Linked DNA regions of Mus musculus: region 1 is linked to region 2. A link is a loop called in an ENCODE intact Hi-C map of the cell type or tissue named here. Cell type or tissue: heart. All regions are shown on one strand. Each heading gives the region's core, and the rest is flanking DNA. Links, peaks and the distances in the headings are about the cores only. Region 1 holds the start of Gm24803 (a small nuclear RNA gene). Region 2 holds the start of Lif (leukemia inhibitory factor).

Region 1 (15,881 bases), core at 3,252-11,251, 67 kb after region 2:
TACTTTCTGGATGGCTGGAAAAAAATATGCACCCTTATGCACGCTCTCACCTCACCCCCCTCGTGAACCTTTTGGTCAGTTACAGGAAGGCGATAGTTCAAACTGAAAGGAAGGCAGGTCTTCTTTTGATATGTCAACAAACAATTCATTTATCCCTTCTCATTTTGTACGGTCTGAAAGTCTGATGCATGTGTGTATGCTGTGTGTGTTTCCTTATGTCACTGGCAAACAGCAGTGGATATGGAAAGAAGAAGTGGGCCAAAGCAGAGTTCCGTTATTGTGCTGGGCCCGTGTCTGTCCCGCCATCAATCCATCATAGGTTCTTCAGGGATGGATATTTACTTGTACCAGGAACATGGCCGCCTGAGTCAGATGCCCTGCTGAAATAGGAGGCACATCAGAACCCGAACTGATCCACTTCACCTCTGCACAGAATTACAGAAACTATGCAGAAAGACCAGGACCAGAGGGCTTTAGCATGCATGGTACTTACTGCCGAGCTTACCCGCCTGAAGCTTCGCCTCAAGAAGAGAACCGACTCCTGCAAGCTGCCCTCTGACTGCCACATGTGCACCCACCCCCACACACACTTAGAAAAGACCAAGTTATAGTCCAACTCCAGCATCCGCCTGACTCATCTTGTGAAACAGAAATAACCGCAAAAGCTAAGAAATGATAACTCAGAATGTTTGACTCTTTAGTATTTATTTTATGTATATGAATATTTTGCCTGCATGTGTGTATGTGTGCTATGTGTGTGCCTGGTGCCCCAGAAAGTCACAAGAGGGTGTTGGATTCCCTGGAACTGGAATTACTGATGGTTTGAGCCATTGTGGGGGGTGCTAAAAACGGGAAGCTAGATCCTCAGCAAGAGCAGCAAGTGTCCTTAACCATGGAGCCATCTTACCACCTCTCCTGACCCAGGTTTCCTCTGTGTAGCCCTGGCTATCCTGGAACTAGCTCTTTAGACCAGGCTGCCTGCCTCTGCTTTCTGAGAGCTGGGATTAAAGGCGTGTACCACCACAGCTGGCTTTGCCTCTTTTTTTTTGATTTTTGGTTTTTGTTTTAGAATTAATTTTTTTATTAGGTATTTTCCTCATTTACATTTCCAATGCTATCCAAAAAGTCCCCAATACCCCCCCCCCCCACTCCCCTACCCACCCACTTCCACTTTTTGGCCCTGGCGTTCCCCTGTACTGGGGCATATAAAGTTTGCAAGTCCAGTGGGCCTCTCTTTCCAGTGATGGCCGACTAGGCCATCTTTTGATACATATGCAGCTAGAGTTAAGAGCTCTGGGGTACTGGTTAGTTCATAATGTTGTTCCACCTATAGGGTTACAGATCCCTTTAGCTCCTTGGGTACTTTCTCTAGCTCCTCCATTGGGGGCCCTGTGATCCATCCAATAGCTGACTGTGAGCATCCACTTTTGTGTTTGCTAGGCCCCGGCATTGTCTCACAAGAGACAGCTATATCTGGGTCCTTTCAGCAAAATCTTGCTAGTGTATGCAATGGTATCAGCGTTTAGAAGCTGATTATGGGATGGATCCCTGGATATGGCAGTCTTTAGATGGTCCATCCTTTCGTCACAGCTCCAAACTTTATCTCTGTAACTCTTTCCATGGGTGTTTTGTTCCCAATTCTAAGAAGGGGCATAGTGTCCACACTTTGGTCTTCGTTCTTCTTGAGTTTCATGCATTTAACAAATTGTATCTTATATCTGGCTTTGCCTCTTAATGATTATGGTTCTCTTTGCAAATCTTTACAAACCTTAGACAAACCAAAGCCCCTTGATTACTTTTACTGCTCTTACTGTTCATGTGTGTAGGCAAAGGTCAGAGACAGCCTTGTGGAGCTGGCTCTCTCCTCCCATCCCTTCCACCTTTGCACGCATTCCAGAGACTGAACTCAAGTCGTCATGCAGGGCATGCGCCTTCCTGGCTTCGCCATCTTGCCAGCCCAGTGCCTGCAAATCTTTCATCTTTATCTCAACTCTGTCATTCTGGAAATCCCACCACACCAGTCTATTTCTCTCTCCCCCTCTCCCTCCCTCTCCCTCCCCCTTCCCTTTCTCCCTCTTCCCCCTTCCCCTCCCCCTCCCTCTCCCTCTGTCCTTCTCCCTCTCCCCATCCTTCTCTCCCCCCCCCCCACTCTGTTCTCACCCTCCTTTCTTTCTATCCATGATGGAATTCCTTCAGGGCTTGCTGCTGCTGCTGCCTACTACGGGCTGGCTAAATGCACAGCTCACTGAGCCCCGCTGAGGCTTTGCTTCCCCCAACAATGCACATTGAGCTGACCGCTAAGGTTCGCTTAAGAACCAAGCCACACTGAGAATCTGGCCACACTCAGGTACTATCATCTTGTAATGTGTTTTTGAAAATTGGAAAACAAAACGTTGTTATGTGAAAAAGTAAAAATGAAAACCTAAGCAAACCTCAGAACTATTAATTTTTAGTCTAAGGGAAACTACGATGTTTGATATCACATTCTAGGAACTAGGGAGGTAAGGACAGATAATTTAATCTAAACTACATTACTACATTAAATTTTACACACTGACTGTTCTAGCAGCAAAAGGGGTAAACCAAAATCCAGAGCTATGAGAAAAAAATGTTTTCAGAAATATCTAGCCATTTTTCAAAAACTATCCAGTTGTCTCTTGAAATAATGGCTGCTTTTGAGTTACAGGTAGACGCTGATAAAAACAGTTCTGAGGGAAGATCTTCTTTTTCTTGTGCTCATGGATTCTGAGGGTTTCATCCATGGCTGCTTGGCTCACCTCCTTGGCAAGAACATTACAGGAAACACATGGAAGAGGAAGCAATTTACCTGGTGACAGACAGGAGCCAGAGAAAGGAACTTGCAGGGAGGAGACAGGCAAAGTGCAGCAGAGGGTGGCTCTCCACCCACCCGGCTCCTCCCCCTAGACCTCATCTCCATTCCAGCCCGACCCAGAACACTCCATCCATGTGATGGTCTATTCACACACACACACACACACACACACACACACACACACACACACACACACACCCGTGCCCCATATGTGGACAGCCCTTCGCAGGTGCGCCCAGAGGTATGTATCTGTCAGAGGTATCTATGTATCTGTCAATCCAGCAGACAGTCGAAGTTAACCAACAAATTTGGTGTCCACAGGAGATTGATGAAGCCACAACTCCCCCTCAGATATTAAAGCTGACATGTTTAAGTCTCTTGTATAAATCAGCACAATATTTATATACACCCTTCTGCATAACCTCATGCAATGTAAAGAGCTGAGCAGTAGTTTAGGGAATAATGACAAGAAGACAGCTCAAAAGCAGTGATGTGTGCCCGTGTGTGTGTGTGTGTGTGTGTGTGTGTGTGTGTGTGTGCGCGCCCGTGTGCCTCTGTGTGTGTGTGTCCGTGTCCATGTGTGTGTGTGTGCCCATGTGTGTGTGTGTGCCTGTGTGCCTCTGTGTGTGTGTGTGCCCATGTGTGTGTGTGCCCGTGTGTGTGTGTATGTGTGTGTGTGTGTGTGGTGGTGGTGATCCCTCCAGGCAGGGCTTCCCCAGCTATCTCTGTCAATTTAAAACACTTTAATTTATATATAAACTATCAGTGTAGAGGCCACTAAGTAACTGGCAGAGACAGAGGCCATGCTACATTACATTTGGGGGCCAGGGAGGAAAAGGTAGCTATTAGATTGAGTCCAACTCCTCTCAAAAGCAAATAAAAATTGTATGGGGTGGGTGGGAAAGGCTCATTACCTGAGTCTCCCAGACTTGAAGAGGAAGCCCCCTCTTCTTCCAGGTGCCTCACTCAGAAAATTTCAGACAGAAACCTTTCCTCTGGGAAAATGCTGATGAGTGTATTTGTGGAAACTTTGCACTATAAAAGCCCTCTTCGCTGCTCACTCTCTGAGCTTTAATAAATCCTGGATTAGCATGAAAACCACCCAGGCACTAACTCTCCACATTTCCCGACGCACTGTCTGGAGTTGGCTTCTTCTTATTGAGTAACTTCCCTGAGTTGGAAAACTGCCCATTGCCTGGAACTCAGGAAAACCCCCCAAATCCGAGCAGGGCAGTAGCATCCCCACACTTCTGCTGCAGGCCGGCCGGCCTTTCTCCCTGGTTTCTTTTTCCTTGCCTTTGCTCTCATTCATAGCCATTCAGGAGGTTTGTGGGTTTTTTTTTTTTTTTTTTGCTGGGTACTGAGCCTGGGACCTTGTGCACACTAGAGAGGCACCCTACCAAGTGACATCTCCTCACCTGTGCTGCTGCTTGTCCTCTTCTTTATAATAAAAGTGAAATTTGAGTTTACTCTCCAGCCCTCTGAATTTACAATGCATGGAGTCTCAGCTGCCCCACCTCTGCTCTCAGGCTTCTCCCACAGATAGGAGGCAGCCTCTTTTCCGTGGCCTCTCAGCACTCCCCGGTCTTCAGAGGAGTCCCTCAGTTTCGAGGACACTGCAGTGCTGCAGCCGTTCTCTTTGGACAGCCAAAGGACTGTTCCCAGTCTTAACAGCTTTGCTGGCTGGCACTCCATGTGCGCTCACAGCCATTTCCGCTGTTTCCAAGGATGTCCCTCTAGCCTCCACCTGCCGTCCTCCACTTCCACCTGTTCTTCGTGCCTCTGGCTGAGCCTCTCAAGAGCCAAGATCCTCGGCCTTGCTATAGCAGCCTGTTGGCAGGTACTCCGTGCCTATGGAAGCCGAGGTAGGAGAACAGAAGAGTTTGAGGCCAGCCTGGAGTACACAGGGCCTTCCTGCCTACAAAATGGTAAATGAAATATGCTTCAAGTGCATTTTGGTTTTTTTTTTTTTTAAAAGATTTATTTATTTATTATATGTAAGTACACTATGTAGTTGTCTTCAGACACTCCAGAAGAGGGAGTCAGATCTCGTGATCGGATGGTTGTGAGCCACCATGTGGTTGCTGGGATTTGAACTCCTGACCTTCGGAAGAGCAGTCGGGTGCTCTTACCCACTGAGCCATCTCACCAGCCCAAAAAAATATGGAACGCTTCACGAATTTGCGTGTCATCCTTGCGCAGGGGCCATGCTAATCTTCTCTGTATCGTTCCAATTTTAGTATATGTGCTGCCGAAGCGAGCACGCATTTTGGTTTTTTTAGTTTTTCTTAGTTGTTCTTTTCTTAATTGTAATTATACATATATAAGTTATATGTATGTATACTATATATACAACTCCCCCTCAGGCACTAAAATTGACATGCTTAAGTCTCTTTTATAAAATAGAACAATATTTAGTATTATTATTTTTATTAATCATTCCATTTGTTTACATCTCAAATGATATCCCACTCTCCCGTTACCCCCTCCACCCTGGCCCCCCATCCGACATCTGCCCTCTCAAAACAGCACAATATTTATGTACATTTTCTGTATAATTTAAATCATCTCTCCATTATCAAACCTCAGGGACTTTAAAGAGCTGAACAGTAGTTTAAAGAACAATGCAGTGTTACACATGCACTTCCCCACAAGTACACACACACACACACACACACACACACACACACACACACACAATAGCTTACCATTTTAGTCAGGTCCAGTGGTGGTAGCACAACACTGTACAGCCATCACAACCATGCATTTCCAGGTGCTCCTTGCTGTAAAACTGACACTTCTGTTCACTAAGCAATAACTCCCACTCCCCTCTCCCTTGCTCCTGGCAATCACATTTCTACTCTCTTTGAACTTGCTCCTTCTTGGTGATTCTTAGAAGCAGAATAATGCAATTGCTATCGTTTTGTGGCTGGTGTATCTAAGCATAATGCATGTGAGCTTCATCAGTGCTGTGGTATGTATTAGACTTTTATTCCATGTTAAAGGTGAGAGGTATTGCAGTGTGTGGATATTGGTATTCCATCCTGTTTGCCCGGCCAATGCACACAGACTTGTATTTTTTGGGTCGTGACGTTTGTACTTTGATAGTGAGGGACGGCAGGTTGTCAGCAGGATGAGCCTTTTATGCAGAGAAAGAATGGCTTCGGGGGTGGGGGGAGTAGAAAAAGGGAGTAATGAACTTCACTGTGAGGGCTTTGGCCTTGTTCTTAAGCAAACGAAGCAAACCAGCCCTGCCCATTCCTTCCTCCTCACCCCCACCAAGATACCACAGGACTCCTAACTTTTAGAGGGAGGTACATGTTATGTTTAGGAGAGCATTGATTGTGTGAATGTCTATGTACCACATATGTACAATGCCTTCAGAGCCAGATGAGGGTCCCTGGAACTGTCATTACAATGCTTGTGAGCTGCTGCTGCTGCTGGAAATCAAACTCTTTCCTCAGGAAAAACAGCGAGTGACCATAACTGCTAAGCTAGCTCCCCAGGGCTCACTTAAAACAAATTGTTTGTTTTATCGTATGGGTATTTTGTCTGCATCTATGCCTGTACATCACATACATGCCTGGTGTTCTTGGAGGCCAAAATTGTCTGATACCCTAGGTCTGTAGTTACAGATTTTTGTGAGCCACTGGGAGTTGACCCTGGATCCTCTGGAAGAACAATCAGTTCTCTTAATTGCAGAGTCACATCTCCAGCCCCTCTACAGGATTTAAAACTAATGGGACTAAAAAGGAATAATTATCAAATTTCAAGTTTCATTTGAAATTCAATAGAGCTAAATTGATTTGTAAATCACAAAGTTTTTAAACTTATTTTTTAATTTTAAAAATTATTGCTCTTTGTAAACGTAGTTTGATAATTCTCTTGCTTTGATTTAATATAAATTGTTATCTAATTTTAGCTGTGGCAAAAGGTTTCCAAAGAACTTGAGTGTTCTACCTGCCAAGCAGCTCATAGCACATTTCTTTCTTTCTTTCTCTCTCTTTCTTTCTTTCTTTCTTTCTTTCTTTCTTTCTTTCTTTCTTTCTTTCTTTCTTTCTTTCTTTCTTTCCTTCCTTCCTTCCTTCCTTCCTTCCTTCCTTCCTTCCTTTCTTTCTTTCTTTCTTTCTTTCTTTCTTTCTTTCTTTCTTCCTTCCTTCCTTTCTTTCTTTCTTTTTTTCTTTCTTTCTTTCTTTCTCTTTCTCTCTTTCTTTCTTTCTAGTTTAATTTTTTTTCTTTTTTTAAAAATTAGATATTTTCTTTATTTACATTTCAAATGTTATTTCAAATGTTATCCCCTTTCCTAGTTTCTCCTCTGAAAATCCCCTATCCTCCCCCTCACCAACCCACCCACTCCCCTGCTTCCTGGCCCTGGCAGTCCCCTATACTGGGGCATAGAACCTTCACAGAACAGGCTGGCGAGATGGCTCAGTGGTTAAGAGTACCAACTGCTCTTCCAAAGGTCCCGAGTTCAAATCCCAGCAACCACATGGTGGCTCACAAACATCCGTAACGAAATCTGATGCCCTCTTCTGGAGTATCTGAGGATAGCTACAGTGTACTTACATATAATAAATAAATAAATCTTAAAAAAAAAAAAAAGAACCTTCACAGAACAAAGGGTCTCTCCTCCCATTGATGACCGACTAGGCCATCCTCTGCTACATATGCAGCTAGAGCCATGAGTACCACCATGTGTTTTTTGTTTTTTTGTTGTTGTTTTTTTTTTTTTTTTTGGTTGATGATTTAGTCCTAGGGAGCTCTGGGGGTACTGGTTAGTTCATATTGCTGTTCCACTTATGGGGCTGCAAACCTCTTCAGCTCCTTAGGTACTTTCTCTAGCTCCTTCTTTGTGGACCCTGTGCTCCAGGACAAAATACCCATGGAAGGAGTTACAGAGACAAAGTGTAAAGCAGAGACTGAAGGAACGGCCATCCAGAGACTGCACCACCTGGGGATTCAACCCTTAAACAACCCAAAAATCCAGACACTATTGTGGATGCCATATCATATATATATACATATACATATATTTTTATTTTATTATTATTATTTTTTTTAATTTTATGAGACAGGATTTCTCTGTATAGCCTTGGCTGTCCTAGAACTCACTCTGTAGACCAGGCTGGCCTTGAACTCAGAAATCTGCCTGTCTCTGCCTCCCAAGTGCCGGGGTTAAAGGCGTGTGCCACCACTACCTGGCATTTCTTAATATTCTTGATATTTGGGAATTTCACATCATGAACCATGATCATACTGACTTTCGAGTCTTCCCAGGTCTGCCCCACACTCTTGTGACCCACACCAAAGAAGGAGAATGAAGAAGAAGAAGGAGGAGGAGGAAGAGGAGGAGGAGGAGGAGGAGGAGGAGGAGAGGAGAAGAGGAGGAGGAAGAAGAGGAGGAGGAGGAGAAGAAGAAAAGAAGAAGAAGAAGAAGAAGAAGAAGAAGAAGAAGAAGAAGAAGAAGAAGAAGAAGAAGAAGAAGAAGAAGAAGAAGAAGAGGAGGAAGAAGAAAGTCGTCATCCAATTTGTATTGTCCACATACTTACTGGAGCATGGTCAAACTCCATGCACATTTTTGGTCATATGTCAAAGCTATGTCTAATTTAAAAATGTTTATTTGATTGAAAAATTGATTTTTTAGATTGTGGATAGTGAAAGTTAGCATCAGACTCTTAGTTGTGTGTTGTGTACATGTGCCACAGTTCATGGGTTGAGGTTAGAGGACAAGGTGCAGTAGTTGGTTCTCTCCTGCCACCATGTGGGTGCTGGGGACTGAACGCAGGTCCTCAGGTTTGGTAGTAAGTGCTTTTGCTTGCTGTGACATCTCACCAGCCGTCTTCCCAGTCTGTCTTTCTTTGCTCTCAAACACATCCCTTAACTTTTCCAAGTGGAGTCTCTGAGAACGTACTCCCCTCACAGTCCCTATCTCATCTCCACTTTTTTTTTTTTAAAGATTTATTTATTTATTATATGTAAGTACACTGTAGCTGTCTTCAGACACTCCAGAAGAGGGAGTCAGATCTTGTTAGGGATGGTTGTGAGCCACCATGTGGTTGCTGGGATTTGAACTAAGGACCTTTGGAAGAGCAGTCGGGTGCTCTTACCTGCTGAGCCATCTCACCAGCCCTCATCTCCACTTAATAACGAGGCTGGGTCACTGTCAAGTTCAATCCCTATTCCTGCTCCTGTCATTGTGGACGTCTCCTGTCTGACACTGTTGGACACAACTATCATTTCCTCTAAGGTCTGTGCCTGTGTAGCCTTCTTCAAAAGACTTGGTATATGTTCTAGTTAGCATTGTCAACTTACTGTGGTGGTTTGAATAAAAATGCCCCCTCCACCCTTTCCCAGGCCCATCGAAAGTGGCACTATTAGGAAGTGTGGCCTTATTGGAGGAAGTGTGTGACTGTGGGGTCAGACTTTGAGGTCTCAGTTGCTCAAGTTACACCCAGTGTGGCCCACTTGCTCTTCTTCCTGCTGGCTGCTGATCCCGATGTAGAACTCTTAGCTCCTCCAGCACCATGTCTGCCTGCATGCCACCATGCTTCCTACCATGATGATTAATGGACTAAACCTCTGAACTGTAAGCCAGCCTCAAATAAATGTTTACCTTTATAAGGAAAATATGCCCTGGTCACCCACGGCGTGTCTTTGCAGCAATAGAAACCCTAACTGAGATACTGACAGAGTCTAGAACCACCTAAAACAAGAAAACCTTTCAAGTGATTGGCCTCATCAGGTTAATCTGTGGCTGTCTTGATTGTCATAGCTGAGCCTAGTCTACTGTGGGTGGTGCTGGTTCCTAGGCAGGAGGTCCTGGCCTGTGTAAGGAAGTCAGCAAGCTAGAAAGCAAGCCAGCAAGTAGAGTTCTATGGTTTATTCTTCAAGTTCCTGTCCTGGCGTCTCTCAGGGCTAGACTAGGACCTGGAAGTGTAAGCCAAATAAGTCCTTTATTCCCCAGGCTGCTTTATCACAGCAACAAGAGAAAACTAGAACAGTGTACTGGTCAGAATTCTTACAGAGGACCTTGCTCAAGCTCGACTACCTGAGTTTGAAACTCAGGACGTACATGGTGGAAGGAAACAAGTTATCTTCTGATCTCCCACACATGCTATGGCATGTATGAGTGCCACCCCATAAATCAATAACAATGTAATGACAATGAAAAGTGAAAAAGAATGAATTGTCTGTAGGAGAGAAACAGAAACAAATCCTCCTGAAACCTCAGGTTTCTAAAGCACTAGTCCAGGCTCAAACATAACTCCACACTTGGGCTCCAGGAGACACCCTCTCTCCATGCTTACATCGGTGCTGTGCCTCTGTTTCCCCTCTAAAGCTAATCCATGGTGCTTGCTGTTGCTTTTAATTTTAGACATACAATTAATATACTCTGAAATGTGAGTCCAATCCTGGTCACAGGAGTATTTTAAGAGTCAACTGGGATGCCTATACATCTGCCACAGAACTAGCGCTCATCACGTTACAACATTAACGTTGTTCCCTTCCCCTTTCTGTATTAGAAAACACTGTATTTCTTGTTCAAGCTTACTATTCCAATCATTCTTTTATAGAGAGCAAAGCAATGATGGTTGAGTTTTGAAATGCAGAGAGCATGGCGATTTTGAAATGCAAATATTTTCAAGAGTAACATGCTTTAAAAATAATTGAGCACTGTCTATGTTCTAGGAAAGGTGCCAGGGATCCATTCACTCCTTCTTCCTCGCTTGCCCTGAGGCGGGAGGTAGGGCAAGGACGCCTTCTTCTCTGACTCTTCCCAGGGAGCTTACAGTTCAGGGCAGGAGGAGGGGCCAGGCAGCCAGAACCCTGTTCTGGGTATAAGACAGAGAGTGAGAGAGGGGCACAAAGGAGGGCATTCCCGACCCATGTCAGAAAGACTGCCAGAGGGAAACAAGGACCAAGAGAAATCTATGAAGATGAGAAGTTGAAAGGCCACCAGCAGAGAACATGCGGCAGGAAAGGAGCAGTCTTCTCAAAGCTTGGGAGATAGAAAGGGCCACAGCATTGGCCAAGAGATGGGCACAGAGTATACAGCCTGCTGGTCAGCACCATGACCCTGGGAACTGCTGAAGGTTTTAGGCAGAGAACAGACCTATGCACATTTATACTCTAGAAAGGCCCTATCCAGCCCCTCGCCTGGCCTGGCAAGATGTGGTGATGCCCAAGTGTGGAGGCTGGTTCATGTACTATGGCAAGAATCTGAGTGGAAGGTTATAGCATCCTGAAATTTGCTTTAAGAAAGGAAGAAAGCCATCCGGAGAGATGGCTCAGGGGTTAAGAGTACTAACTGGTGTGAGGTGGAATCTCAGGGTTGTTTTGATTTGCATTTCCCTGGTGATTAAGGATGTTGAACATTTTTTCAGGTGCTTCTCAGCCATTCGGTATTCCTCACTTGAGAATTCTTTGTTTAGCTCTGAGCCCCATTTTTCAATGGGGTTATTTGATTTTCTGGAGTCGACCTTCTTGAGTTCTTCATATATATTTGATATTAGTCCCCTATCTGATTTAGGATTGGAAAAAATCTTTTCCAAATCTGTTGATGGCCTTTTTGTCTTATTGACAGTGTCTTTTGCCTTACAGAAGCTTTGCAATGTTATGAGGTCCCATTTGTCGATTCTCGATCTTATAGCACAAGCCATTGCTGTTCTATTCAGGAAATTTCCCCCTGTGCCCATATCTTTGAGGCTTTTCCCCACTTTCTCCTCTATAAGTTTCAATGTCTCTGGTTTTATGTGGAGCTCCTTGATTAAAACAACCCCGAGATTCTACCTCACACCAGTCAGAATGGCTAAGATAAAAAATTCAGGTGACAGCAGATGCTGGTGAGGACGTGGAGAAAGAGGAACACTCCTTCATTGTTGGTGGGATTGCAAGCTTGTACAACCACTCTGGAAATAAGTCTGGCAGTTCTTCAGAAAATTGGACATAGCACTACCAGAGGATCCCACAATACCTCTCCTGGGCATATATCCAGAAGATGTTCCAACTGGTAAGAAGGACACATGCTCCACTATGTTCATAGCAGCCTTATTTATAATAGCCAGAAGCTGGAAAAAACCCAGATGTCCCTCAACAGAGGAATGGATACAGAAAATGTGGTACATTTACACAGTGGAGTACTACTCAGCTATTAAAAACAATGAATTTATGAAAGTCCTAGGCAAATGGATGGATCTGGAGGGTATCATCCTGAGTGAGGTAACCCAATCACAAAAGAACTCACATGATATGTACTCACTGATAAGTGGATATTAGCCCAGAAACTTAGAATACCCAAGATACAAGATACAATCTGCAAAACACATGAAACTCAAGAAGAACGAAGACCAAAATGTGGGCACTTTGCCCCTTCTTAGAATTGGGAACAAAACACCCATGGAAGGAGTTACAGAGACAACGTTTGGAGCTGAGACGAAAGAATGGACCATCTAGAGACTGCCGCACCTGGGGATCCATCCCATAATCAGCCTCCAAACGCAGACACCATTGCATACACCAGCAAGATTTTGCTGAAAGGACCCTGATATAGCTGTCTCTTGTGAGACTATGCTGGTGCCTGGCAAACACAGAAGTGGATGCTCACAGGCATCTATTGGATGGGACATAGGACCCCCAATGGAGGAGCTAGAGAAAGTACCCAAGGAGCTAACGGGATCTGCAACCCTATAGGTGGAACAACAATATGAACTAACCAGTACCCCCAGAGCTCATGTCTCTAGCTGCATATATAGCAGAAGATGGCCTAGTCGGCCATCATTGAGAAGAGAGGCCCCTTGGTCTTGCAAACTTTATATGCCCCAGTACAGGGGAACACCAGGGCCAAGAAGTGGGAGTGATTGGGTAGGGGAGTGGGGGGGGTATGGGGGGTTTTCGGGATAGCATTTGAAATGTAAATGAAGAAAATACCTAATAAAATATTGGGGAAAAAAGTACTGACTGCTCTTCCAGAGGTCCTGAGTTCAATTCCCAGCAACCACATGGTTTGCTCACAACCATCTGTAATGGGATCAGATGCCCTCTTCTGGTGTGCCTGAAGACAGCTACTCATATAAATAAATCTTAAAAATGAAAAAAAGAGAGAAAGAGGGGGGAGGTGTGGAGAGATGGCTCAGAGGTTACGAGGACTGACTGCTCTTCCAGAGGTCCTGAGTTCAATTCCCAGCAACCACATGGTGGCTCACAACCATCCGTAATGAGATCTGACAGCCTCTTCTGAGTGTCTGAAGACAGCTACAGTGTACTTAGATATATAATAAATAAATCTGAGAGAGAGAGAGGGAGAGAGAGGGAGGGAGATTGTGTATGTGGAGAGATGGCTCTGTGTTAAAGCACTTTCTGCCCTTGTAGACTCAGTCCCTGGACTCAGTCCCCAGCACCTACAGAGTAGTTCACAGTCATCCTCAAGGCCAGTTCTAGGGGCTCCTGCACTCTCTTCTGAGTTGTGTGGGTACCAGGCATGCATATAGTGCACATACATACATATATACATGCATGCATGCAGGCAGGCAGAACACTCATACACACAAAATAATAAAACATTTGGAGGGCGAGAGAAAATTACTTGCTGTATATAGCAATCATGTGATTATATGATGTATATGAATAATGTAAGTTATTTTACTTCTAATTTCTGTCCATTCACAGATAACTCTTGTTAGGCTGATGAATGGTTTGTTCATGCTTACTCAGCTACTAGTGACTCTTAGGGATTTGGGGTATTAGAATATGTGCTTGTTTGCAGTCTCTTGGCAGATTGGCTTCCATGTAGAAATAAGGTGTAGGTCAAATGATTTAACTGTGAGGGAAAATATCTAGGTTGCTGTTCTAAGTGGCTTTTCGGGACAGCAGGATTGGTGGAGTGGCCTTCGGACATTCCAGAGGAATGGAAAGCAGGATGTGTGGACATAGAGATAGCAGGAAGCAGCAGGCATCAGGTCAGAGCCTCTCAGGAGAGGGTATAGGGACTCCAAGGCCAAACACTGACTATTGGATGACATTTGACTGCATTATAATAAGGCTATGGTAGAATTGGCTAGGTGAGGAGGGAGAGGACAGCAAGCCACAGGACACCCACTGTAACACCAGGCCCTGCCTCCTCATAAACTGTGACTGGGGCAGCTGGCTCAGGCTCTCCACACTATGGAGTAAGCCATACAGTTTCATGTCACTTAACAAAGGGAAGCCATCTGAGAAATTTATGGTTAGGCAATTTCATCATTGTGCAAACTCTGAGTTGGCATTCATATGAGGAAGTGATACAATCTCATGGGACCACCGCTGTCCGTGCACTGTGTCCTTGGATGCAGTGTTACTATGTAGTGTATGGTCATGCATTCAACTAATAGATCATTATTATTTATGTTTAAATCTTCCCCACAGAAAGACTACCCTTGACACTCACTGCTCCCCAGATCTCTGACTCTTGTCTTGAAGAGCATCTTTGGAGTCTGAAGACTGATGGAGTTGTGATCTTCAACAGCAGAAGGGGTTGGAGACCTTCTGCAACAGACTGTAAGTGGGATGGCCAATTAGTACTCTGTTCCAGGGCTTTGTCATTCCTCCCAAACTATAAGGGAAGACAAGGACAGAAAGAAGTGGGATTAGTTTTCAAAATATTGCATCAAGAAGATTTGGTCTTAGTTTTAGGGCTGAAGACAAACTGCATCTTATTCATTTTTCTGCCCGGCCCCACATCCTAGTTCCAAACAGTGCCTTTTGCATCACTCCCGGGCACCCTAGACCAGAGACTGGGAAATGGGCAAAACGGTGCTTTAAAGGGACAAACAAGAGGATAAAGGAGGACATATAGTTCCCATTAGAGAATATTAGTTCCCAAGAAAAAAGAGGTTTGGCTTAGTAATTAATATGCACTGATTTTTCTGGTAGCACAATTCAAGTCCAAACATTGGACAGGAAGTTAGGAAGAGCAACTCAGTGAATGCAAATTCCAGGAGGTACTTACTGTGAAAATTTATGTGCATATGAGAGTAATTCCCAGAGCAGCACTGAATGCTCACCTGGCTTCTCTGCTTGCCCACCTGAGACTGGGCAAACTGCTCGCAGGCGTACCTTCATTCTTTCCTTTTTCCTCCAAGATGGCATCAGTGACTTCTTCCTTTTTTGGGACACTGTTGTTTGTTCTGTTTTCTCCTGCCTCTTTAATTAGAGTTAGAAATTCAACCAATAGTCAGGTGAGTTAGTGTGTGTTTGTAATCCCACCACAAACGGAGCTGAGGCAGGAGGACTGTTCAAGGCAAGTCCAGGACATTAAGAGAAACTATGACTCATGCAGAATAATAAATTAACAAGGGAAAGAGTCTTTAAAGTCAGTTTCCTTTTCTGCTTCTGAAGTTAGCTCAGTACTTACCTGTGCTGTGGACAGGATGGTGCATAACTTGGCCAAAAGCTGTAACTTGCAGTACCAGTGAGAAAGCTGTCCTGGCTTTAGAGTCTTCTATTTAATCCATAGCAATGCACAGTAATAGTTTTGTTTTCTAGGCAAATGGATTGCCCCCCCCCCGCCCTGCCCCTGTCTTTGTCATCACCACAGTGATCAATACCAATAAAAGAAAGAAAACAGCCACGCTCATGTACAAGCTGAGGCCCCATGCTGTATTAAGGACATTGAGTTTCCTGCTGACTAGCCTTCATTTTTCTTCAGACACACTTCTCCCGTACCTCACAAATAAGAAGTGGACAGGAGGGGAAATGCTGAGAAGGAAAAAGCCACAGTGTTTCTAGGCTACATTTCTGCTTATGTTTTATTTAGTTCACTTTCAAGGTAGCCCTCAAATAAGGCCCCTCACTCTGTTCCACTGATCTTGAGTGCTTCTAAATTTCACTGGGCCTAGTATTTACCAAGTGGACCAAGAAAACCACTTGACTGGTGCTGAGAAGACTGCTCAGTGGGTAGAATGCTTGTCGTGTAGACATCCCCGGCACCTATGCAAATGCTGGGCAGGGTAGAACATGCCTGTAACTTCAGTGATTGGGGTGGCAGTGGCGATCAGCAGATCCTAGGGGCTTG
Region 2 (15,881 bases), core at 3,876-11,875:
AGCCCTCAGCCCAGAGAGGATGGAGGATGGCTGCTCAGGAGCCAACCGGAGAGTCCACTCTGCCCATCCCAACATCCCCACAGCTGGAGCACTGGGTTTGCCAAGTCAGTGGACTGGCTCTCTCTCACAGCTGCTCTGACCACAGAGGAGAAGGGGGCTTTCCTTGGCCTGAACTGCTGGGAAGCTGTGGGTGGGAGGTGGCACCCCCAGTTTCCTGAAGCAGAAGGGGAGCTGGGTCTGAGGCAGGCGCTGAGGTTACCCACAGAGAGGGCAGAGGTTGGTCTGCAGAGGAAGGGCAGGGAGGCCTATGGCTGCCCCACCCTGGCTGAGTTCTGCACCCCTATCGGGGAGGGCTTCCTGATTTGCTTTTGGCCTGGAGCAGCAGTCATCCTGGGAAGTAGCTGAGGATGCTCCTGGCTCTGTGCAGGAGTCTCAGGTGCATCACCTAAGTCAACAAAGATCTATCTGTCATTCATTGAGTCACGTGCACGCGTCAAGCTGATGTCTCCCAAGGTTGGCTGTTGTTCCTCCCCAACTCCAGGAGATGTGGAGGCGTTGTAGATCCTAGCTTGCCAGCCTCTCTGCCAGCCCTGTCCACAGTCTGTGTTGTTTACACCCCTCCCACAGAATTCCAGCGCACCCCTTCACTCTTCTTCCATTATTCAGTGTTCCTACTCCACACCCTGATGCTTCACCTTCCTCTCACTCGATGCTCAGCCTCGGTTTCCCTGCCCCAGCCAGACACCTGCTCCTGCCACACAGTTCAGACACCTCGGCCTTGGCACATCTCTTCCCTCTCACAAAACATCCACAGCTCCTCCCTGCCTTCTAGCCAGGAGCCTCCATTCTAGACTTGTCAAGGTCCAGCACTTCCCGGATCTAAAGCTGGGCCTCTTCTCAGGTCCCACGCTTACGTGTTAGTCACTGCACTGTAGTGGCTATTCCTCGTTGTCAACTTGACTAAATCTGGAATGAACTACACTCCAGAACTGGAAGTGATCCCAATGTGGAGGCTGGGAGATACAAGTTTCTGACCTGGATCTCAGCATGGAGATCTTGAGGTGTAGTGGCTATGAATCCCAGAAGATTAAGACAGGGAGACCTCTGAGTTCAAGGTCATCTGGGAGAAAGCAAGTCCCAGGTCCAGGCGTGGTGGCTCACACCTTTAATCTGGGCCACACCTTCTGCTGGAGACCTACGTAAGGACACTGGAAGAAGGAAGATTTGCTCTCTCTTCTTTGCCTGCTTGCCTTGCGGGACTGAGCAACTGCTCGATCCTTGGTCTTCCATTCACAGCTGCTGCTGACCATTGTTGGGGAGTTGGACTATAGACTATAAGTCATCAACAAATTCCCTTACTATATAGAGACTACCCATATGTTCTGTGACTCTAGAAAACCCTGACTAATACACTGCTCTATGGCTGTGATGAAACAACATGACCAAGGCAAGTATTACAAAGAAAGCATTTAACTGGGGGGGGGGGGGGGTTGCCTGCTTACAGTTTTAGAGGGGAGGGTTAGTCTACTGGTGCAGGAACAGTAGCTGAGAGCGTCATATCCTGATCCACAGGCATGAGAGAGAGAGAGAGAGAGAGAGAGAGAGAGAGAGAGAGAGAGAGACTAGATCTGGCATTGGCTTTTGAAACCTCAAAGCCCAACCCCACTGATGTGTCTCTTCCAACGAGGCCACACCTCCCAATCCTTCTCAAAACAATTTCACTCCCTGGTGGGTGACTAAGCATGAAAATATATTAGCCCTTGGGGGCCATTCTCATTCAAACCACCACAGAATCCCTGCCCTGTAGTTGGGCTACCTCTCAGGCCCAGCACACTCCTACCCTGCAGCCTGCCTCCCCTTCAGGCCCAGCACACCCCTACCCTGCAGCCTGCCTCCCTCTCAGGCTCAGCACACCTCTACCCTGCAGCCTGCCTCCCCTCAGGCCCAGCACACCCCTACCCTGCAGCCTGCCTCCCCTCAGGCCCAGCACACTCCTACCCTGCAGCCTGCCCCCCTTCAGGCCCAGCACACCCCTACCCTGCAGCCTGCCTCCCCTCAGGCTCAGCACACCCTACCCTGCAGCCTGCCTCCCCTCAGGCCCAGCACACCCTACCCTGCAGCCTGCCTCCCTCTCAGGCCCAGCACACCCCTACCCTGCAGCCTGCCCTCCTCAGGCCCAGCACACCCCTACCCTGCAGCCTGCCTCCCCTCAGGCCCAGCACACCCTACCCTGCAGCCTGCCTCCCTCTCAGGCCCAGCACACCCCTACCCTGTAGCCTGCCTCCCCTCAGGCCCAGCACAACCTACCCTGCAGCCTGCCCCCCCCCTCCGGCCCAGCACACCCCTACCCTGCAGCCTGCCTCCCCTCAGGCCCAGCACACCCCTACCCTGCAGCCTGCCCCCCCTCAGGCCCAGCACACCCCCCACACCCCTACCCTGCAGCCTGGGCCCCTCTAAGGCCCAGCACACCCCTACCCTGCAGCCTGCCTCCCTCTCAGGCCCAGCACACTCCTACCCTGCAGCCTGGGCCCCTCTAAGGCCCAGCACACCCCTACCCTGCAGCTGCCTCTCTGAGCCCTCCCCCACTCCCTACCCCTTGCTCTCCTGCAGCTCAGGTACCCCCATCTCCTTGGACTCAAGGGAAGGGCTGTGGGGCTTCCCTGTTTCTGGCACCCCCAGAATGCAATATGTAGAGTCTGCACAGGTCCTGGGCACATGTGTAATGACATTCAAGACGACCCGCCATGCAAGTCTCAGAGACAGGGCTCTAAGCAATTGCTTCTGAGCCCCAGTGGAAGATGAGCCCCTATAAGGTGGCTTACACAAATACACTGGTGTACTCTCCACTGTCCTGAGAAGGGACAGAGCACTCGCTGTACTCCAGGGAGCAAGTCCCAAGGCCAGGAATACAGAGAACCCCAGCCAGTTTGAAGCTGAGGTTTCTGGAGTTCTTTGGAGGGGGTGCTAAGAGGTTTGGGGGGGTGTATGACAGTCACAGACCTAGTCATTGATATCTATCACACAAAAGCTGAGCCTGGAGAGATGGCTCTTCTGTTGACAGCAGTGGCTGCTCTTGTAGAGGACTAAGGTTTGGATCCTAGGACTGAAATGGTGGCTTACAACTGCTTGAAACTTCAGATGTAGGGGATCTGTTGCCCCTGTGGGACCCAGGCACCATATACACAAAGTTAAAAATAAATAAATGAATAAAAATGTTAACGTTCCCTCGGGTAAGAGGCCCGATGGTCAGAGGAGGGTCTGGCAGATGCACTTTATGCTCCAAGGAGCCCACAGACTGGACACTCACAGCCTGGACACAACAGAAGCCACACGAGGACCTGGGGCTTCCTGGGGCCTCTGTGGACTTCACTGTTCCAGCTGACTTTGTTTTGGTGCTGGGAACAGAATCATGGGCCTTGAACATGTACACAAGAGCCCTTCCACAGAGCGACACCTCAGGGTTTCTGTAATTTGCTTCTGTTTGTTGCATAGGGGATCTCACAGTGTAGAGTCTAGGCTGGTCTTGAACTTACAACCCTCCTAGATGACAGTGGTGTGCCACCACATTGGCTTTCTCAGACTCATTAAAAAAAAAAACAAAAGCCGGGCTTGGTGGCACACGCCTTTAATCCCAGCACTCGGGAGGCAGAGGCAGGTGGATTTCTGAGTTAAAGGCCAGCCTGGTCTACAAAGTGAGTTCCAGGACAGCCAGGACTACACAGAGAAACCCTGTCTCAAAAACACCAAAAAAAACAAAAAACAAAAAAAACAAAACAAAAACAAAACTTGTGTGTGCACTGCACATAAATGTGGTATTTACCTGAATAGGTCACGTGTGGACATCAGAGGGCTTTTTTTGTTTTTGTTTTTTTTTAATTTATTTTTATTTTTAATTTTAATTTTTTTAAAGGATTTATGGGGCTGGAGAGATGGCTCAGTGGTTAAGAGCATTGACTGCTCCTCAGAGGTCCTGAGTTCAATTCCCAGCAACCTCATAGTGGCTCACAACCATTTGTAATGGGATCTGATGCTCTCTTCTGGTGTGTCTGAAGATAGCAACAGTGTACTCACAAACATTTATTAAATAATAATTCCTTTAAAAAAGAAGAAAGACTTATTTGGTACCACCATTAACCCCAGCACTTGGGAGGCAGAGGCAGGAGGATCTCTGTGAGTTTGAGGCCAGCCTGGTCTACAGAGCGAGTTCCAGGACAGCAGTGCATTTAAACCCTGCATTAAATTAAACCCTGCATTTAAAAAATGATTTTATGTTTATTTTAAAATTATGTGTATATGTGCGTGTGAGTATGGGTGCCTGTAGAGGCCTCTGGAGCGGGGGTCACAGGCAGTTGTGAGTCACCTGACATAAATTTTGGGAAACAAATTTGAATCGTCTGTCAAAGTGCTCCCGTACTTCAACCACCGAGCCCTCTCTCCAGTCCCTCCAACTCATCATTTCTTCTTTAGATGTATTTATCTTATGCATATTGTGTTTTCTCTGCGTGTCTATCTGTGCAACTGATGCCCCCAAAGGTTGGAAGAGGATGTGGCATCCTTTGGAACTGTAAGTCAGCTTGTGGGTACTGGGACTGAACCTGGATCCTCTACAGGAGCAGCAAATATCTTAACCACTGCGCCATCTCCCCAGCCGCATCCACCTTATTTTTCTGGACACAGTATCTCATTGAATCTAGACACTGACATTTGCCCAGGCTGCTTGGCCAGCATGCATCTGAGATCTCTCAGTCTCTGCCTCCCAGTCCTGGGGGTCAGAGGCTGCTGCCATGTAGAGATTCAAGCTCAGGGGGTTAGGCTTGCATATCAAGCACTTTACCCACAGAGCCATCTGCTAACCGCTGTCCCAGGTTGTTGTTGTTGTTATTACTGTTTTCTGAGACAGAGTTTCTCCTCTGGCTGTCCTGGAACTCACTCTGTAGACCAGGCTGGCCTTGAACACAGAGATCCACCTACCTGCCTCTGCTTCCTGAGTGCTGGGATTAAAGGTGTGCGCCACCGCCCAGCCCCAGTTTTAAAATGACTTTATGTGTGCAGTGTTTCACCTGGTCCTGGTGTCCTGGGCCCTACAGAGGTTAAAGGGGAGTACTGTTCACCAAGACATTTCTGCACTCCACCCCTTCATCCCAACTTTAGCGTGATTATTTTTCTCTTCAGTGAGAGACGAAGACCTTACAGGTGAAAAGATTGTGACCTCTGCCCTTATCTTACTCATAGGCCAAGCCTCAGTTTTGCCTCTGCACTGTGTGTTGTTGGAGCCCACTTCCCTAAAACAGGGTTTCCTGGGAAAAGTGTAGGACTAATATTGCTCTAGGCAGGTTTGAAAACTGTCAACAGTCCCTCCTTCTCTCCCTCTCTTTATACTTTACTCTCCTCCCCCCTTTCCCTTCCCTCCCTCCCTCCCTTCCTCCCTTCCTCCCTCTCTCCTTCTCTCAGTCCCTTCCTTAATCCCTTCTTGATTGCTTTTTTTTCTTTTTTCTTTTCTGTATCTCTCCTCTCTTAGTCCCTGTCCCCAACCATCTTCTGGCCGTCCATGGCAAGCCTGCCCAGGCAGTCTACAGAACTCCTTGTAGCACCAAGAAAAAGGTCACAGTCCACAGAGAATCAAGAGGCCCTCAGCAGCACAGGCAACAAAGTTCCTTGCTTCCCGGAGTATTCCCAAGGGCAGGGCTTGTCCAGGGAGGGACGAAGGTCCCACAGCAGGTGGGGCCCTGAAGCCTGGGGCTGATTGCAGATCAGAAGGGCCAGGTAGCTCCCCGGGTTATGAGGTGGGGGCTGGGACAGGGGCAGCTATAGGCCTGTGGCTCTTGGGACAGAGACAGAGGATGGTAGCTGTGCACACAGCCTGTGGCAGGTCTGAGTCAAAACACCTAAGGTTGACCCCAGCTGGTCATGAGGAGAGCTGCCCAGTCATTGCCTTATGCTGGCTTGGGTCACCCAGACAGGCTAGGCGCGGCCCAGTCAGCTGTGACTCAGGCCATAGTGGCTTTGCCACGCAGCCCAGGGGCATCAAGTACAGGGACGCCCCCTCCCCACACCCAGCCCTGCTTCTCCTTCTAACAACACCTTTCCCACCACCGTGTCAGGCTCCATCTGTGGTGTGGGTGCTCTACCTCTCTGGTCCTCAGCTTGGGGGTGGGGTGGAAGTGGGGGGAGCCTCAGGCCACCAACTTCAGACGGAAGTCAGGTGGGGGGCAGGGTGAGGAGCCAACGCCAGAGGAGCCTCAGGAGGAGAGGGAAGCAGAGGGGCCCAACAACGATGGTGTCACCCTGAAGACTGGACAACTGTGCAGACTGTGGAGGGCTGCGAGACCACGGTAGGATTCCCTTGAGGGGGCAGGGCGGAGGGGCACTGCTGCACCCCACACTTATCCCCAGGAGGGTAGATGGTCCATCAGTTGCTCCCCTGTGGATCAGGGGCACCTGCTGGCCCACACAACCCTCCAGCATTCGCTCTCCCTGTCTGTAATGGATGCATTGTAAGTCAGGCTTGGAAGTCTCTCTTGGAGGATGGCCAAGCAAAGCTGGAGAGACCAGCTGTGGAAGTGTCCCGTGGGTTAAAGTTCACAGGATGGGTAAAGGGCAGTGGAGAGAGCACATGGATTCCAGGCTTGCATTGTGCCATCGTGGTAGGGTCAGCCTGATTCTAAAGGCAGTCATGATTTCTGCATCCCCAGGGGACTCAAATCCCTTTTCTTTTTCTAGAGTTCTGAGCTTGCAGAGGCCTCATTTACCCTCCGGTAGATGGAGCAGTGGAGGGCCGTCCCTGTCCATTCAAAATGGGCTGCAGCAGTCCACGGGGACCATCATGGGTGCTCTGGGGAACTTGATCAGCCAAGGTCATTACTCCTCTGCCTTTGACCTTGGGCCAGATCGGAGCTTGGCCGGTCTTCGTCCCCCCCGCATCCGAGCTCCAGGACAGTGACAAAGAGAGAAAAACAAAAACCAAGTCTGTGCAAGAGCCCCCTGCGTTGGGTGCTTGGCATCCAAAATTCCAAGAGGCTCTTACCTCTAATTTGTCAGTGTTCCTCCAAACCTGCTAGGGGGCTGACAAAAGGAGGGGACATTGTTCCCAGGATCCTGTCCATGTCATGCCATGCCGGGACAGGACAGTAAGGGGAGCCTGGGACTAGTCTGTACAACCAAGTGGTTTAGTTTGCTTTGATTCTTGCCTCTTGCTGTGTGAATTTGGGCAGTTCATTTTCCTTCTCTGGGTCACCGTGGCCCCCTGCGAAGTTGACAGTCTGATCCCCACCTGGAAGAACTGTCAGGACAAGGTGGGAGCAGGTAGCAGGACCAGGAAAAGGCCACTGCCCCCTCCCCCAGAGCCATGGCAAGGCTGTGCCCCATTGACCACTGAATGTGGTTCTGGCACCTCCTTGTGGCCAGTCTTTTGGGCTACACCTTGCAGATATTAGGACAAAGCTCTGGAAGCCCCCAAGAGGAGCCTTCTTCCCTTGTGTTGGTGAATGGCCTCTGCCCACCCCCATCCTGCACCCCAGACACCCACTCACTTCCTCAAATCCAGTTATCCAGCCCCACCCACCTACTGGTACGGACTGAACAGGCGAGCTGGCGAGCCGACTGTACTTGCTGATTCTGGGCAGCAGGTGGCGCTGCTGACCAGGGCTTGGAGCTGCTAAGCGTTTACAGGGCAAAGAACCCTAAGTTCAGGTTTCAAGGTTATAGAGGGAGCCCATCCACACCCCCGGCGTCAATGACTGGATCTAATCAAGGCAGTAGGATCTCAGGGAGCGAGTCCTCTCTGGAATCTTCACAAGCAAACTAGTTTGGAAGTCTTGGAACCCAGGACAAGCACCAGGGCATATATTATCAAGGATGGCCCACTGACTTGTTGTGTGGCTTTGGCAAAGTGGCATGCTTTCTCTGGGTCTCACCTTTGCAGCTGTACCAGATAAAGATGTCTATAATAAAGGTGTATCTTGTGGCTTTGCCAACTTAAGATTGACGATCCTGTTATCAATTTTGCACACGTCGTAGCTGAGGTTTAAATGATGACGCCACCTGCCTGAGGTGGCGCACCTTGTAAATGACAACTAAATCTGAGTCTAAGGTCTGACAGACTCCAGGGTCCACGGCCCCTCTGTTCCAGCTAACAGAGTCGCACCCTGCTTGGAAAGACAGGCAAGGACTCTGTGTGGTGGTGGGGGGTGCTAAGATGACTGTTACAGAGAACCATCTTCCCTCTAAGATAGTCTTCCCTCTCAGCCTGCAGGTCCAAGTCTTCGCAGAGGAGATGCCACAGCTGAGGGGTGACATGAGGGTTGGGCACAGGTCTCACCTGGAAAGGCAGGGAACAGAAGCAGGATCCAGGGGTCAGGTGGGGTGAGGTTAGCTGGGCAGGAGATCAGAGTGGATTTTGTCACGGAGCCCTGTGGCTGATAAGCACTGGCTACCTGGAGCACTTAGGCAGCGAGGGTTGCTCCCCTGGGATGACTGGCCCCAGAGCTCCTGACAGATCTTGCTGCCCTGAGCATCTCCTAGCTGTCCCAACTACCCGTTAGATGTCCCTGGCCTTACTTCAGAGAGGGCGGGCTAGGGTGGGAACGCGGGGTTTTGCATCTTCGGTGACCCTGGACAATTCAACTCCTGAGCTTCAGTTTCCAAGTGTGACAAAGGAGAAATGGGAGTGGGCTGGAGGCCTTAGGGGGTCTTCTGAGCACTCTGTATGATTTTCTGGAGTGGATTGGGGGGGGGGTGTCCCTGAGACTGGCATGCCAATCTTGAGCCCTGGAAGGGTCTTCGAGATTTGCAGAGACCCCAGGTTTTGGGACTAGTATGAGACAAGAGTTGATTGACCCTGTGCTTCCTGACAGGATAGCCAGTCCTGGCTATGGCCCACTGTCCGGGCAGCTCCACCTGCTTCTGTCCCCACAGCCGAAAGCTTATTCTTTTCTTTCCCAGGAAGTAGACACTTCACTCTGACGAGTCTTTCTCCCACCCTCACCTCACTATGGAACCCTTCATTCTTCTCTCTCATCTCCCTCATGTCTCCCCTTCCTAACATCCTTGGCGGGTGGGGGGACCTTTTTTCAAGTCTTCCTGGCACTGAGGTTTGTAGTCAGGGCTCGGGCCACCTCCCCAGTGTCACCTCTTAGTCCGGTTAAGTGGCCCTTGTGAGTTTAACTAGAAGGGGGGACAGAGATGAGGCCAGGCCCTACCTCTGTGGCCAGCTTCCAACTTCCTGTGTGTCTGCCCACTGTTGCTTCCTGTTCTGTTTATTGCCTCCAAGTTCAGGAAACCAACGGGTGCCCCACCCCCACCTTACACACCCGTGATTATTTAATAGCAGCCGTGCTACAGTCTCTCGCTCTCTTTTGGAAAACCCAGTGGGGAAAGGAAGCTGACAGCTCGAGCTCTGACATCAGCGTTGTCCCTGAGCCAAAAATCCAGGGTGGCCGGGGTGGGAGGGGCAGGGCGGGGAGGGAACCAGTTGCTGGTGGCCCCCATGACACGAGGCTGCCCTAAGGTTCCCAGGGACGGGGGCCAGACATCGAAAGGCAGAGACACAAGGACACATGCATATTCATGCACAGGGTCATGCCTGGCTACCACCCAGACCCACACAGGCTCACACAGGCATGGACACACACATGCATTCATGTGTGTATGCATGCATGCTCACACACTTGGGGTGAGGGGAGGACTTGCAAAGCCCAGCTCTGTTTTAGCCTCGTGCACACACAAACACTCTAATCAAGTGCATACACACACACACACACACACACACACACACACACACACACACACACACACCAGGGCCAGACACTGATGAACGCAGACTCAACACTGACACCGCACAAGCACAAAAGCTCCCTGAGACACAGACACAGGCTCCGGGAAGCTCCTCATTCTCAGGGATTCTGTAGAGCGCCCTCTTCTGGACGCAGCTGGGCCCCTGGCCTAGGCCACCCTGAAGGAGCCCAGCCACTTCCTCCTGTGGTGTGTATGAAGGGCCCCTGATGCCTATGAGCAAAGGCTCCGTAGTTGTGACTGTCCCCAGCCTCACCTAGGCAAGGCAGGGAGCCCTGAGGGTCTAAGGCTGGGGGAGGAAGTGGTTCTGGAGAAGCCGGGCTCTGCAAGGGACTTCGTCACTGCTAGGCCTGATGCCAGGCTTCCACCCCCACACCATGCCTCTGGCCTGCCCATACCTGGGCCCATAATGCACCTCTGGCCCATTCCTGAGCTGGCTTTAGTGGAAGCCACAGTTGAAGTCAGGCACCCTGTGCTGCTGACTGCTGACAGGCCTTGGGCAAGTCACATAGACCGTGTGGGCCAGGCCTTCGTTCCTGTGGCTATCTGTGGACAACTGGGAAGAGTGCTTCAGGGGGCCATGCTCGCCCTGGCAATGTTGATGTATTTTGTCATCCCATTTTTCTTTGAAGGTGCTACTAGCTCCTTGTAACTTGTACCTGTGACTCGTGAGGTGCTAGAGGCCGGCGTGAGAGCATTGTTCTCCATCTCTGTGACCTGGACATTCAGGAGAATAGGGCCAAAGTATGAATGCTTATTCAACATGTACACAAACTCCTGACCTGGGGGAGAGCAACCTAACTTACAGAAAAAGGACCGGAGGGTAGTGTTAGGGTGGGACTGGCCACCTACCATGCCACACCCTGGCCTCTGGCCCTACTGAGGGTCAGCTCTGTGGGCTGCTATTTCCTTTGCTGTTTCTAGAACTGAAGAGGGGGAGGGGATGCAGACACTCTGATTCACCTCTAGGGGCTTGATTCCTGACGCAGAACTAGTCAGGAAGTGTCGGGGTGATGCTGGGGCTGTTGGCTGTTGGCCAGACTACTTGAGGCTCTTCTTTGGCTCTGAGCGGGTGCCATTGGTGCCTGCCAGAGATCTGGTGGGGGGAGGGTAAGAAGCTGCAGATTCCATGGCAGTGCTCGGTCTGAGACAGGACTGACACAGGACGGCTTGCTGATATTCTCCAAGGCTGACCACTACCAGGGTCCATGTCCACCCCCAAGGACTGAGAGACTCAGAAGCCAGGCCAGCCCTAACCAGCAAAGTATGCTGAGTCTCTCCAGGCCTGGTCCAAACTCCCTATTCCCCGTTGGCCAGAGTTGACTGAGCATCTACCCTGAATTGTTTTCAGAGGGGAAACTGAGGCTTAGAGAGGAGCCATCAACCAGGGCCACACAGGCAGTGTTCGGCTACCCAGTTCATCCAGTGTTCCACAAGTAACAACCCTTAAGTATTAACTTAAGGGTATCAGCGCCACAGTGCCTCAGAGTCAGGGCTGCAACTCTAAGGACACCCTCATTTCTCAAGGCTGACAATGGAGCCGCCTCTGCCTTTTGGGGCACGTTATCGACTGCCTAGTCCATGCCAGGGACAGTCTCAGGTTTCTCCTATTTCCTTTGACACCTGTCACCAGCTAGGGCCTTGAGAAGCATCCTCCAGCCCCCAGTTTCCTCTCAGAGCACAGTTTTGTGCTCACCTTTCAGCAATTTCAGGTGAGATCGCCAAAGCCCAGCTGAGGCTCTGTGTTTTGAAGAACTGAGATCGTTCAGGGGAGGACGCAGGGAGAACGGGGGGGGGGGGGGGGGGGGGGGGGCTGGCCTGCCTGTGGAGCAGCTCAGCATCTGGGTCATTGGTCTTGGGGAATTCCCAGTGCCCAGAGAGCTGCTTCCTTACCTGCTGAGTAACCACTGCCCACACAGGATGCCTGGCTGGCAGGCCACCTCCCCAAACCTTGCAAGCAGTCACTGCTCTGCTGTCCTCTCTCCTGAGTCTGAGAGCCCCAGGGCCCAGGAAAGAGACAGCCCAGCAAGCAGGCAAGGGGCTAGCCCCCACCCCCGCGTTTCCCCCCACCCCCTACCCCCGGGGGCTCTGCAGGGGGAAGCTGGTGATTCAAATTCCTTTGAGCTGAGCTTTTCAGATGGGGTCTGGGGGTGAATCAGCTCCTGGCTGGTAAGGTCCAACCAGCAGCTTTCTTCATCTCAAGCCCTGATTGGGGGTGTCTGCCCTGTGTGTGTGTGTGTGTGTGTGTGTGTGTGTGTGTGTGTGTGTGTGTGTGTGTGTGAAGGGTCCACTTCCCAAAAGCCACAGAGCATGTACCTCACTGAGCCAAATCTCCAGCCTGCTTCTAAATGAGGTCAAAGTCCACACATGCTTCAAACCACCAGAGCTCCTCCTACCTTTGCCCAGACCACTTTCAAGGTGTAAAATGCTTAAAAATAGACGGGATCTGCAGAGTGGTCCCTCCTGACCATCACTGTCTGGAACAGACCCCTTTCCAAGCCCCCAGAGCCCAAGCAATCTGTGCCTACTTGAAACAAGAATGAACACCAAGGCTGAGTGAATGGGTCAGGCTGCAGGGGGCTGAGGGGTTCTTCCTTCTGAAAGCCATTGCCTCCTAGAGGGGTCACTGGATCTTGCAAGCCAGAAGCTCTGCCGTTAACTCTTTGTGTATAGATCTTTACCTGCCACCCCCTTAACCTCCATAAGTGAAAAGCAAGTGGCTATGAGGTCCTGGGAGAGAGTTGTGACTGTTGAGTGAAAGCTAATGGGAAAGGCAAGGCTGACTGGCCCTATGTGTCAAAGTGGACAGAAGAGAGGACTCTCAAGGGCTTTGGGAAGGCCCAGGCTAGCTTAGGTTTCCAGACCAGTCTACAATCTCACTTCCTGGAGAGAAGCACTGGATACTGCACCTGGGCCTGGCATGGCAGCCCCTATCCCTGCTGAGGGATTCCCTGGGTGGAAACGGGCTGTCCCCCTCATCCTGAAGCCTGTCAAACCCCTAGCAGGCCCAGTGTGCAGGAGCTGGACAGGCTGCAGATGAAGTCACAGCTGGAAGAGGCTGGGCTGGGGCTGCCACTCCAGGGCGGGGCCCAGGGTCACAACCCTGGGAACAGGCAGCCAAGAAGGGAGGATGTCTTCTGTGAGGGAGCAGAGGGAAACACACATACAGCGGCACAGAGAGGGAGGGACGGATGCAAACCCCCAGCTCACGCCAGCCACGTTGCAGGCGGCTTGAAGACAGAGGCTCAGCTCTGCTTGGAGACCTTTCCTGGTGCCTCCTCAGAGGCCTGTCACAGGTGGTGCTCAGACATGGACTGGAGCAGGAGGCAGGGCCTGGTGCACCAAGGGGCCCAGAGCACTGGGGGAGCATGGACTAAGTCAGGTACTGTGAGAGGGGAAACTGAGGCACAAATGAGTCAACTAGTTCACTGAACTCAAAAGGTCCTCTTATCAGTGTCTTCTGGAACCTGTTCCCACCTCCTGTTTCCTGCAGGGTGGAGCCGAGATGAAATGACTGTTGAGTGGACCCATGTGGGGGTCTAGTGATCCAGAGAGCAGTGCAAGGCCTGGAAGTGCTCTGGAGGGATGTAGAGGAGAGCCAGGCACAGGAGTGGGGCCGTTAGGGATGAGGTCCTCCGTGACTGGAACACGCAATGAGGTGTTTAGCCTTGGGGGCAGGAGGTGGATAGAGAGGACCATGATGGCTTTCTGGGCTGATAGAATTGGGGCCCATGTAAGGACACCAGGCAGAGTCAGACAGCAGCTGTTCGGAAGACGTGATGGTGGATGAGGGCCGATTCAGACCTGGTGTGCTCTGAGTAGTTCTGGTGCGGTGGCGCTGGGATGTGTGGGGTGTGGAGTCACATGCTAACCTATGTGTACAGGAATGGTGAACCCCAGACAGGGTCACCAATGAAGAGACAAGGTGTGTCAGGATGCAGGGAGAAAGAAAGGGTGCCAACCTGGTGGCTTCATCACTCCACTATTCGAGGCTCTGCCAAAAGACCACAAGAAACAAGAATCTGGAGGGGGCGGGGTGTATGTGTGGGGGCGGGGCAAGGAGAACAGACACAAGGCACCCTGCTAGGATAAGAACACCTGAGTAGATCCTGAATATGGCTCAGGGCAGGAGCTAGGGACATGGGGGTGAGCGAAGGGGCTGGAGAAGCCAGGCAACGCTTTGGTAACCCTAATTGTCCCACTTGGATCTGGGGTTAGGTCAGATGGAAAGGTTGGGATAGGGTCCCCCAGCGCAATGACACCTCCAGGTCTAGAAGGACCCAATGGCTCGGGATAGCATGGCCCTAGGTAGGTGTGTTTGGTCAGTGCTCTCTCGCCGAATGCTTCTCTGTACTGCTTCATAGTTAGTGGGGAGACCCTGGTCTTATTTCAGCCTGTCTTCTTCCCCACTGTCCCTCAGAGAGTCTCTAACCTACCAGCAAGGACCTGCCTCGGGATCCTGCCGTAGACCTGTAAGAAGCACCTGTTAGGAGTCACCTTTGTACTCTGAGGCCAAGCACTAGGGGCTTCCAAAGAGTGTCAGCCATTCCTAGGCACCCAGAGGAAGCAGGAGCCCCATTTTGCCCAGCCTCCCTGATCATTGCTTTAGGGGTCCCTTCAACGTAGTAAGGCTGAGTTCTTGCCCAGATAGTTCCCAGATAGACGATACAACCTCATACTCTTACCAGTCCTCCATAGAGGGGGCATGCTGATGGCTGGGGGTGGGCAAGACCCTCTGGCACACTGGCAGCAAGCCCCTTTGTGTCTTCTCTTTACCCATTGGCAATGGACAGGCTGGAGAAAGGCCACCCCTAAGGTGACTCCCAGCGTCCACATTCTGCTTCACTTTATGGCTGTCTAAAGTTCAAAAGGGCCCCGGCCCCCCTTCTGAGAAACTGCTTCTCAGTGGAACCCCAGCCTGACTCCTTTTGCTGCCCCGCAAAGCCCCACCACCACCAGGGGACACAAAGGTAACCTCCAGTCTGTTGCCACCCTCCCAAACCCAGTTGAAACTGGAACGTCTGAAGGGGGGCACAGGCTGAGGACCCCTCTGAATCCCCCTGAGACCCTTTCCCCACCAGACCCATCTGCAAAAAACGCCCAGAGCAAACCACTTAGGAAAACCACAGGGCGGTTTTTTGTTGTTGTTGAAGACTTCATTATAATTTTATCAATCAAATTCTTAGAAGAAGGAAAAAGTCTGCCCTCCCCACCCTCCCCCCTCACTCTTCCCCCCTCCCCCTTCACTCTCACTTTCTTCCATTCATAATTTCCTATGATGCACCTCAAACAACTTCCTGGACTGGGGATCCCGGCTAAATATAGCTGTTTCTCTCTGTCTTACAACACAGGCTCCAGTATATAAATCAGGCAAATTCCCCATTTGAGCATGAACTTCTGAAAACGGCCTGCATCTAAGGTCTCCTCCAAGGCCCTCTGGAGTCCAGCCCATAATGAAGGTCTTGGCCGCAGGTAAATCCATGCGCCGGGCGCCGATTTAAGAGTCCCGGCTGCGGGCGCGCCGGCAGCCTGGGGCGCTGGGCGAGCACCCGCGGGACACCCGCCCGCCGCGCCACTCGGACACTTGGGGCGCCCGCGCAGTCCGGGCCCGCCGGAGGCGCTGGGTGGCGGCCGGGAGCGAGCGCCGCACATGGTCCGGGCACCGCGCGCCCAGCCCGCCGGGGCCAGCAGGTTGGCGGTGAGGGACCTGGCCGGCGTAGCCTTGCTCCACCGCCTTCTCTCCTCGCCCCACTGCTCTCCTGTGCTGCTCTTACTTCTCCGCTGTCGCCTAGATTTACCCTCCCTCTTTCTTTTTCTTTCTTTCCGCTTTCTCTTTTCCAACTGCGTCCCGGGCTGCTCCCTGGGAGGGGCGCAGGCGGCTGAGCAGCTTGCAAACTCCGGCCAGGACCGGCGCAGGTGCGGCTTCCGTCTGCTAGTCCCTGGAAAGCTGTGATTGGCGCGAGATGAGATGCAGGTATGGGTACCCCCGCAGCTATTCCGGGGCCCTAACAGTGTTTGGGGATGCTGAGATCAATAGAAGACTCCAGGGGAGTAAACTTAAGGTTCTAGGGTCTTTTTAGTCCCAGTATGGG

The links. A loop is a pair of places that touch in the nucleus more often than their neighbours do. Peaks named below come from ENCODE experiments on the same cell type or tissue, not always from the same donor. Only the 100,000 strongest peaks of a DNase experiment are listed, where the experiment ranks them.
Region 1: a loop joins it to region 2, with 5 times the contacts of the local background. A loop is called at or near these places in 9 of 42 quality-filtered maps.

What each region holds. Positions count from the first base shown.
Region 1 is chr11:4,319,159-4,335,039 of GRCm38, forward strand. Gm24803 (a small nuclear RNA gene) reads right to left here and starts at 5,097; the gene lies at 4,991-5,097. In heart, for the core only: CTCF peaks have their summits at 7,359 (motif pointing left) and 8,593; no DNase peak of the experiment used is centred there; H3K27me3 peaks cover 1,026 bases.
Region 2 is chr11:4,251,357-4,267,237 of GRCm38, forward strand. Lif (leukemia inhibitory factor) reads left to right here and starts at 6,212. Exons shown (of 4, transcript NM_008501.2): 1 at 6,212-6,332; 2 at 15,141-15,261. The coding sequence starts at 15,243. In heart, for the core only: CTCF peaks have their summits at 7,557, 9,928 (motif pointing left) and 10,761; DNase peaks (open chromatin) are centred at 7,515, 9,345, 9,955, 10,855 and 1 weaker place; H3K4me3 peaks cover 366 bases; H3K27ac peaks cover 1,915 bases; H3K27me3 peaks cover 517 bases.